3 separate regions of the Homo sapiens genome follow, and regions 1 and 3 are each linked to region 2. Evidence: chromatin loops called from intact Hi-C (ENCODE). Cell type or tissue: dorsolateral prefrontal cortex. All regions are shown on one strand.

The links. A loop is a pair of places that touch in the nucleus more often than their neighbours do. Peaks named below come from ENCODE experiments on the same cell type or tissue, not always from the same donor. Only the 100,000 strongest peaks of a DNase experiment are listed, where the experiment ranks them.
Region 1: a loop joins it to region 2, with 2.1 times the contacts of the local background. A loop is called at or near these places in 2 of 110 quality-filtered maps.
Region 3: a loop joins it to region 2, with 6 times the contacts of the local background. A loop is called at or near these places in 3 of 110 quality-filtered maps.

Annotation. Positions count from the first base shown.
Region 1 is chr5:9,195,591-9,198,090 of GRCh38, reverse strand. SEMA5A (semaphorin 5A) reads left to right here. Exons shown (of 23, transcript NM_003966.3): 10 at 788-923. Among named protein-coding and RNA genes, the nearest start is that of MIR4636, 140 kb to the right of the region's middle. RefSeq lists enhancers at 354-854, 855-1,355. In dorsolateral prefrontal cortex, no CTCF peak of the experiment used is centred here; a DNase peak (open chromatin) is centred at 1,132.
Region 2 is chr5:8,841,755-8,844,254 of GRCh38, reverse strand. The region is part of intron 1 of LINC02199 (long intergenic non-protein coding RNA 2199); the gene reads right to left. It overlaps LOC101929307 (a long non-coding RNA gene), which reads left to right. Exons shown (of 3, transcript XR_007058687.1): 1 at 1-537. Among named protein-coding and RNA genes, the nearest start is that of LINC02199, 3.3 kb to the right of the region's middle. In dorsolateral prefrontal cortex, a CTCF peak has its summit at 1,124; DNase peaks (open chromatin) are centred at 224 and 1,134; H3K4me3 peaks cover 618 bases; H3K27ac peaks cover 2,500 bases.
Region 3 is chr5:7,884,593-7,887,092 of GRCh38, reverse strand. MTRR (5-methyltetrahydrofolate-homocysteine methyltransferase reductase) reads right to left here. Exons shown (of 15, transcript NM_002454.3): 7 at 1,239-1,392; 8 at 390-478. Among named protein-coding and RNA genes, the nearest start is that of MTRR, 17 kb to the right of the region's middle. In dorsolateral prefrontal cortex, a CTCF peak has its summit at 1,532; a DNase peak (open chromatin) is centred at 2,031; H3K27ac peaks cover 2,500 bases.

The sequences.
Region 1 (2,500 bases), 350 kb before region 2:
AACCCGGACTGAGCTCAAAATGCAAATTTACTTAACCAAATAATGTTGCTGTTTCCATACTTAGTCAGAGGGCACTGACCTTCTGAGGGCTCCCATTTATGACTTTCTCTCAGAGCCTGAATTCTAAATTATGGCTTCAGGATTTCATATGTCAGTGCTATGTCAAATTTTTCTCTTTGACCCTTTGAATTTAAAATCTACTTTACATTAAAAGAAAATATGAAGAGTCAGACAGTCACTTTTTATAAAATACTTTGAGTTGATTTTTTTAAAGGATGACAAATAAAACAAATATCTGGGTTAAAACACACACACACACACACACACACACACACACACACACACACACACACACACACACAAACAGCTTTCCCTGCTGCTGGGCAAAGTGACCAGATAAACAGGTCAGGAAGGGAACTGCATGAGGCTGATGAGAGACGCCATCCGTTGGAGAAGGAAGTCTTTTTATTCCAGAATTTGAAAGGTGAAGCAGATAGCTAGCTCTTCAAATTCCCTCTTGCCCCTGTTGCAACTGAGTGAATTAATCCTGGCTGACAGGATTACAAGGTGTTAAATGCTAACTAGCCTGGTTTCTGTACCAAGATGTTTGTTCCTCCACAGGGGAGCCCCATTCACGCTCTGACTTCATCCTTTTGGGATCTTTAAGAGACTGTGGTCTTGAGACCTCTGGAAGCTGTAGGTCACAGCTGCTGCCCAGTCCATAGGGGGAGGTCAGCAGGTGCTGCCGAGCTCTCTGACTGCCTTCTCTCTCTCCCTCCGCTCCCAGGAACAGCATTGCGGCCTCAGCTGTGTGCGTCTTCAACCTGAGCGCCATCGCGCAGGCCTTCTCTGGGCCCTTCAAGTACCAAGAAAACTCGCGCTCGGCCTGGCTACCGTATCCCAACCCAAACCCCCACTTCCAGGTAATTTTCGGGGGGCAAAGGGGCACTGTTGGCATCCCCCATGAAGAATGCAGAAGCCTTGTGTAGACAGGCAAGGGTAATTTAAACCGCGGGTGCATGCACCATGCAGCTGTCTCCCTGGCCCCTCATGGACAGCCCCATACTCTGCTGGCTAATGTCAATAGACCAAGGCCTTTTGTGAACTGTGGCGCCTGGACCCAGAAAGGGCCTTTTGTCAGCTGTGATGCCTGAGACTGGGCGGAAAAAGGCCAGCATTCTGCAGCAGGTTAGGAATCCAGGCTTCAATTAGTACTAATGATGCTGGGCTCTGTGTCCTCAGAATCTCTGATCCCTAATGAATGACATTCTAATGAATGGGGTCCAGGGCACAGAGCAGCAGAGACACACAAACAGGATTAGAGCGCTAATTGGCAAATGTGGTGGGATTCCCTGTTGGGAAGGACAGAATGTGATGCAGGCAGCTGAGGAAAGAAGAGGAGGTGGAGGCCCTTCATCTGTTATCACAAAACTGCAGGAGGTTCAAGCTTCCAGGGCTTTGTGAGTCATCCATCTCCCAGTGTTCAGAAGAAGCTGGGACCCAAAGAGATGAAGCAATTTACTCATGTTTGGTGAGTTGGCAGGTGTATTAGTCAGTTTGGACTACCGTAAGAAAACACCACCGACTGGGTAGCTTAAAAAAGAGGCATTTATTTTCTTACAGTTTTAGAAGCTAGACCTTCAAGACAAAAGCGTGAGCAGGGCCATTTTCAGGTGAGGGCTCTCTCTTCCTGGCTTGCAGGTGGACATCTTGCTGCATTTTCACATGGTGGAGAGACACCTTTGGGGTATCTCTTCCTGTTTTGTAAGGGCACCAGCTCCACTGGACCAGGGCCCCACCCTTATGACCTCACTTACCCTCATTTACTACCATTAAGACCCCATCTCCATATACAGCCACACTGGAGGGTAGGAATTTGGGTGGCTTACAGACATTGGGTCCATAGCAGCAGGCTTCCCTGGAGGGCCTTCTGACAGCTTTCTTAAGATCATCATCATCATTATCACAGCTGTCATTTTTAGCACCAGCAAGTCCCAGACCCTGTGCTAGATGCTTCAGATAGATCAGCTTGCACACTGGTGGCAGTGCTATGGTGGGTAATGCCTTCTCCATGTGCAGGGAAAGACAGTGGGCCTGGGGCAGATCACCTGGCCAGGGCCACACAGCTGATAAGTAGCCAAGTGAGGATTCCAACCTCGGTCCTCAGATGCAAAATCCTAGCCTATTCCAACTAAATGGCCATTAGTTACTATTATTAATCAGTGGTAGAAGTGGGTCCTGTATCTGGGACTCCCAAAACTGGGAGTATGGAAAGGTTCAGTGATTTTATACTTTACTTTGATTTTTGCAAGGACCATTCAATTATGATTGTTTTGAAAGAGTTTTGTGTTTGTTGTTGTCTTTAAGCTTTTGAAGGAGCATGAGATTAAAAATAAGATGGCTGGCTTACATGTCATCTTTCCATGTGCTGCTTTCCTTGAGCAAATTATGTGCATTTTTATCACACATCTATCTATTATGCATCTTTATTGCATATTTC
Region 2 (2,500 bases):
CACAGTCACACATTCTTTCACCAAACATGGCCTCACTCTCACAAAACACTCACAAAAGTACACTGACAGTCACACAGGATCACAAACATGCACTAGAAATCTGAAACACACATATCCAACCTCTCTCTGTGACAAAAAGACACTATCCATACACACACACACACACGCTCGTCTGCTCTGCTGAGTCACCAGTCTTGGGTCTCAGCCTCAGCACGTGTGGGGCCTGCCCTGTGGGAAGCTGTTGAACACAGAGGGAAGGGGAGGTTGCACTGTCCACCTCCTCATTACCATAATGATTGCGTTCAGCATCCTTCATTAGCACACAGGAGCACTAAGGGTTGGAGAGGACGTGCGTCAGCTCTACACACACAGCTGCTCACATCACTTGACATGTGTATTTGCTGGGACACTTGGGAATGAAATGGCTTGTGCAATTTAGTCTCGTGTCAGTCTTCAGCTTTAAGTTTCAAGTGATCCTGCTCTTGCAATAAATACAATGGAGAAAGCAGCTTTTCTTCAAGGACATCTGAAAGCCACGTGAGTACCATTCTTTGATAAACATTCTCATTCCAACTGATGGAACGAAAAGCCAGGAACAGGGTCCCAGGGAGGCCAAAGGGGTTCTCAACTGGGAATGAGGAGCCATGCCTTCAGGACTCTGCTGCGCCCCAACAGCAGGCACAGGAGGCGCAGTCCCAGTCTTTCCCCCATCTTGCCTGCCTTTCCCCCACCTCGCCTGCCTTTCCCCTCTGGAGTGAATGGGGTGAGAGCTCTGCTCAAGCCTCAGCCTCCAGGACACTTCATCATACCAGCTGCCTCAGGCAAATTAAGCACAACAAATGCTGATCTGTTCAGGGCTCCTCCCTGTTTATTGCAAGACTGTGGTTCTCAAACTTGACCTTTTGGGACACTTACAATTACCCTTGACTTCTGATTCTCTCCATGATGATCTAATAATAGCTGAGTATGGATATTCTTTGTCAAGTGAGGTCTCTCCCTCCACATTTGCTTATGGAATCAAGTGACAGTCACCCCATGTTCACTCTGTGCAGATAGCAGGTGATGCCTCCAGTAGAACAGACAGGAAATAGACTAGCAGAGAGAAACTTGCAAGCCAGAGGGCAGCAGAGGCAGCACAGGGCAGAGCTGGACAGTGAGGAAACTGAACATCAGCTGCTGGAGCAGCTGCCGTGAGGGAGCTGGTGGGGTTCATCTCAAGATGCTATGCTGCTGGGGCCGACCATCAGTGGGAGGTCCGATGCTCACCCGGACATAACATGTCCTGTGCACGAGCCGCACTGGAGCTGATGTCCTTTGTTTTAACAAAAGACCAATATTTCAGCCAGAAAAACCAGAGCATGACATTCAAAGACACCAATCAGCAACTGGGGGAATTTGAGAAGATGAACTAAACTCCTGTAACCTCAGTTTTTCTGACTGTGCACCTCACATAAAATGTGATATGGCAAGTGACAGCGGTATTTGTCATGCTTCTATTAAAGGCTCAGGTTTGGGGGTATAATTTACATATCCTAATCAATGAATTAAATACCATAATTGTCTTAGAGCTTAATAAGCTGTCAAAAGTGTGACAAAGAAGTTATGAGTCTTTATTCTAGCCCGTTTATCTGATGCACAATTATACTGAATCTCTGGAAGTCATAAGCAAAGGACCTGTAGTAAGAGACACCTGATCACTTTCCTTCTTCTTTTGACACGGGCTTTGTGCCTGCAGACTCTTTTATGGCCATGGTTCTAAATGATGTCAAATTATGAACTGTCAGAGCTCATATGTTTTTCTGATAAATGTTGAACTTTAACTACCTTTATTACACGAACATAATCAAAAGTAATTGTGCATCTGTTTACTATGGTGAGGGGTAACTGTAGAGCCACAGCTCCATCACGTCATGTCTGCATGCTGAGCTCTCCAACACAGATCAGGCTTTACACACACATGGAATAAGTGAATGCTGAAGGAATGAAATCAACCGTACTCTTGTTATGCTTCACCATCAATTGGGCTCTCATCTGAAAATCACAGACTCCAGAGATCTGCTGGGCTAAACCTTCTGTTTCGTTTTGAGGAGGATGAAATCCGATGGATGGGGTCATCAACCAAGGCCATGGTATGACCAAATGTCTAGAAACCATGGCTGGGGGCCCTGGTGCCATCACATGAGCCAGTGTCTAGAAACCATGTCTGGAGGCCCTGGTACAGCACTCTGCCCCCACCGACTGCATCCTTCTGTGAGTCCTAGGATCTTGGAAAATGTAACTGAGGTAAAATAAGGAGACAAAGGAACCTGATTCTAAAACAACCAGAAATAGTGAAATTGTGTCCTGATCACCTCTCCTGGGTGCAGTAAACACTCCCTGCTCTTACAGCTCGAATGCCCAGCCAGCCTTAGATCTCCTCAGGCTGCCGGGCCTGGGACTGAGGTGGGGTTTTTCCCAAATGTTCCATCCTACTCAGGTGCTCCATGCCCTGGATGAGGAA
Region 3 (2,500 bases), 960 kb after region 2:
TTTCTGTCACCAATTAAAGAAGGAGCAGCAATGTGTAGCTGGGTAACACAAGGTCAACTGCAGTCACCTCCATCACTGTGGAATGTGCTACGTAGTTAATAACTAGTAAAAGTAAGACAAAGAAAAAGCCCTATTTAGACTAAGAAAAAGCCCTATTTAAGCCCTCATTTCAATAGAAAACAAAAATTTAAATGCAAATACAACATAAAAAGATTCATAGATGATAGTTACGATGATAGCACACACCCTTGGGAACTAATATTAAAAACATGCTATCAAGATCACATTTTTTAAGACTGCAAAGGGCATATTCTAAATTTGTTTAATCAATCCTAAATAAAGCTAAGCATATTTTAAAATAGTTACCTGAAGAAGACAGAAAAAAATACCTTTTTAGGAATTGCTCGGATTTCAAGACACCAGGTAAAAATGAACTGGAGAGAACATCCCGCAGGTATATGCTGGGGTAAGGTAGCTCCTTTTCAGGTAAAGACGGGAAAGGGGTTCATGACATAGAAGATGAAGAATAAAATGTTTTACACACTCCCCAAAACACAATTACTGTAGTACTTTACAGCGCATCAAAGTGCAACATGACTTGTGGCAATGTTTATTCAGCCAAAAAAATTCCCCAAAATGAATACAGTAAAAAACTCCACCTTACAAAAACATAAGAAGACTATAAATTCAAGATAGGCCAAATAAAAGAAAGGAAAATTATTTAAAATTAAGGAAATGAAAGCTAAAAAGACAGCAGTACTCCATTAGCATTATTCTTCTCAAAAAATCAATTTAGGACTACTTCAAGATTCTAAGTAAATAATATATTTATATTTTGAAAAATAAATAACTTCTCTTAATTATGGAAAAAGCAATTATTTTATATAATAAATGAGCAAAAACAAACATACTATGAGAAGTAAACATAATAGGAAAAGAATTTTTAAAAATAACCTAGGCCAATGCTTCTCAAAAACTACATTTACACTCAGTTTTCATGTCCACAAATGTCCAATAATTAGAACATCCATTATCTTCTTATTCAGTGCAATTAACATGAAAGTTAAGAAACTACCAATACCAGCGTATGCCTGTGTTCCCAGACCTTGATGCGCAGCTGAGCCCCAGGCATCTGTGCGGCCAACACACAGGACCCTGAACCTTAGAGCCACACTCTCACCATCAGCTCCAGTCCACTGGCCCACAACACCCCAACGTCACAGCATCAGGGCTGTTACCTTTCTTCTTTGTGTCTGCCTTTATTTTCAAAAGGACGCAGTGCTCTCTTTTATCTTCAAGCTGCAGTCTTTGGAGTAGGCTTTGTACCTCAGAATCACTGTTAGGGCAGATCACGCTGAAGGCATCTCCAGGCTGATAGGAAAAGTCTGTATTCTAGAGAAGAGCCAAAATGAAAAAAAAAAAATACATTATACGTGTTACATAGTTTAAGCTGTAGGGTAACAAAAATATAGTTTTCAATATTATGATTTTAATATGTGAACTCAGAAAATAGAATTTCAAAAAAAAAAACACACAATTGTTTTAAAAAATAAGCCCAACTAACCAAATAAACATACTTTCATTATTAGCAGTTACTATTAAAACGAAATCTGGTAGTTACCCAGTGTTTTGCCTTTTATCATACTTAAAGAATGGAAGTCAGACCTTCCTTGTTCTCTACAAAGTAAGGTCCTATGGTGTTTTCAATAACCCATGTAAATATAAAAATCCCTCTTACAAAAACATACATGCACACACACACGAAAACATACATTATGACCAAAAGAAACTAATTATGGTCAAATGCATTGGTTTTCAATTTTCTTCTCCTTACTTTACTCTTTTCCTTTAGGGGACAGGAAAGGGTACTTTATTTCCTTAAGTATAAAACATTACACTATCTGGCTCGATACTGGTTGTGAGCAAACATGGGCTGAAAAAGTCACCACTTCCCAAGTCAAGTCTATTACTAGGCCCATTGCCTCTAAGCCCCAGAGTGATACAGATGCAGGCCAGGGCTCTGGGGAGGAGCCTCTCACAATGACACAAGCTCACATTTCTTGCCAGCAAGGGAGAGAGACTGGACTAAGCACAGACCAACCCTTGCCTCTTTATGACAAAAATGTAAAATACCAGAATAAAAAATATTTTGGTGTACATAGTATTAATATTTATGGATGCAAAACCATCTAGTTTTGACACATTGTATTTTTTTCTGTTAGGAAGTTTGATTAAATCTACACCAACAGCCTTAATGTGCCCTTGCTTTTCTGAAAGAATAACCCACTTAACCTCTCAAGACTTTCATAAAATAAACGGTTGAGCTAAATGACTTTGAAGAGGTACTCAAACACTTATTTTAGGATTATCAGTCAGTTTCTTAACCTAAGGTCAATGGATTCCAGCAGGGTGTGGAGGGTAGGAAGGGGGCCCATGGAGGGGGTGCATCGAGGCACATCTCAGACTAAAACTGTACGTAAATGTTTCTATATACAGTTGG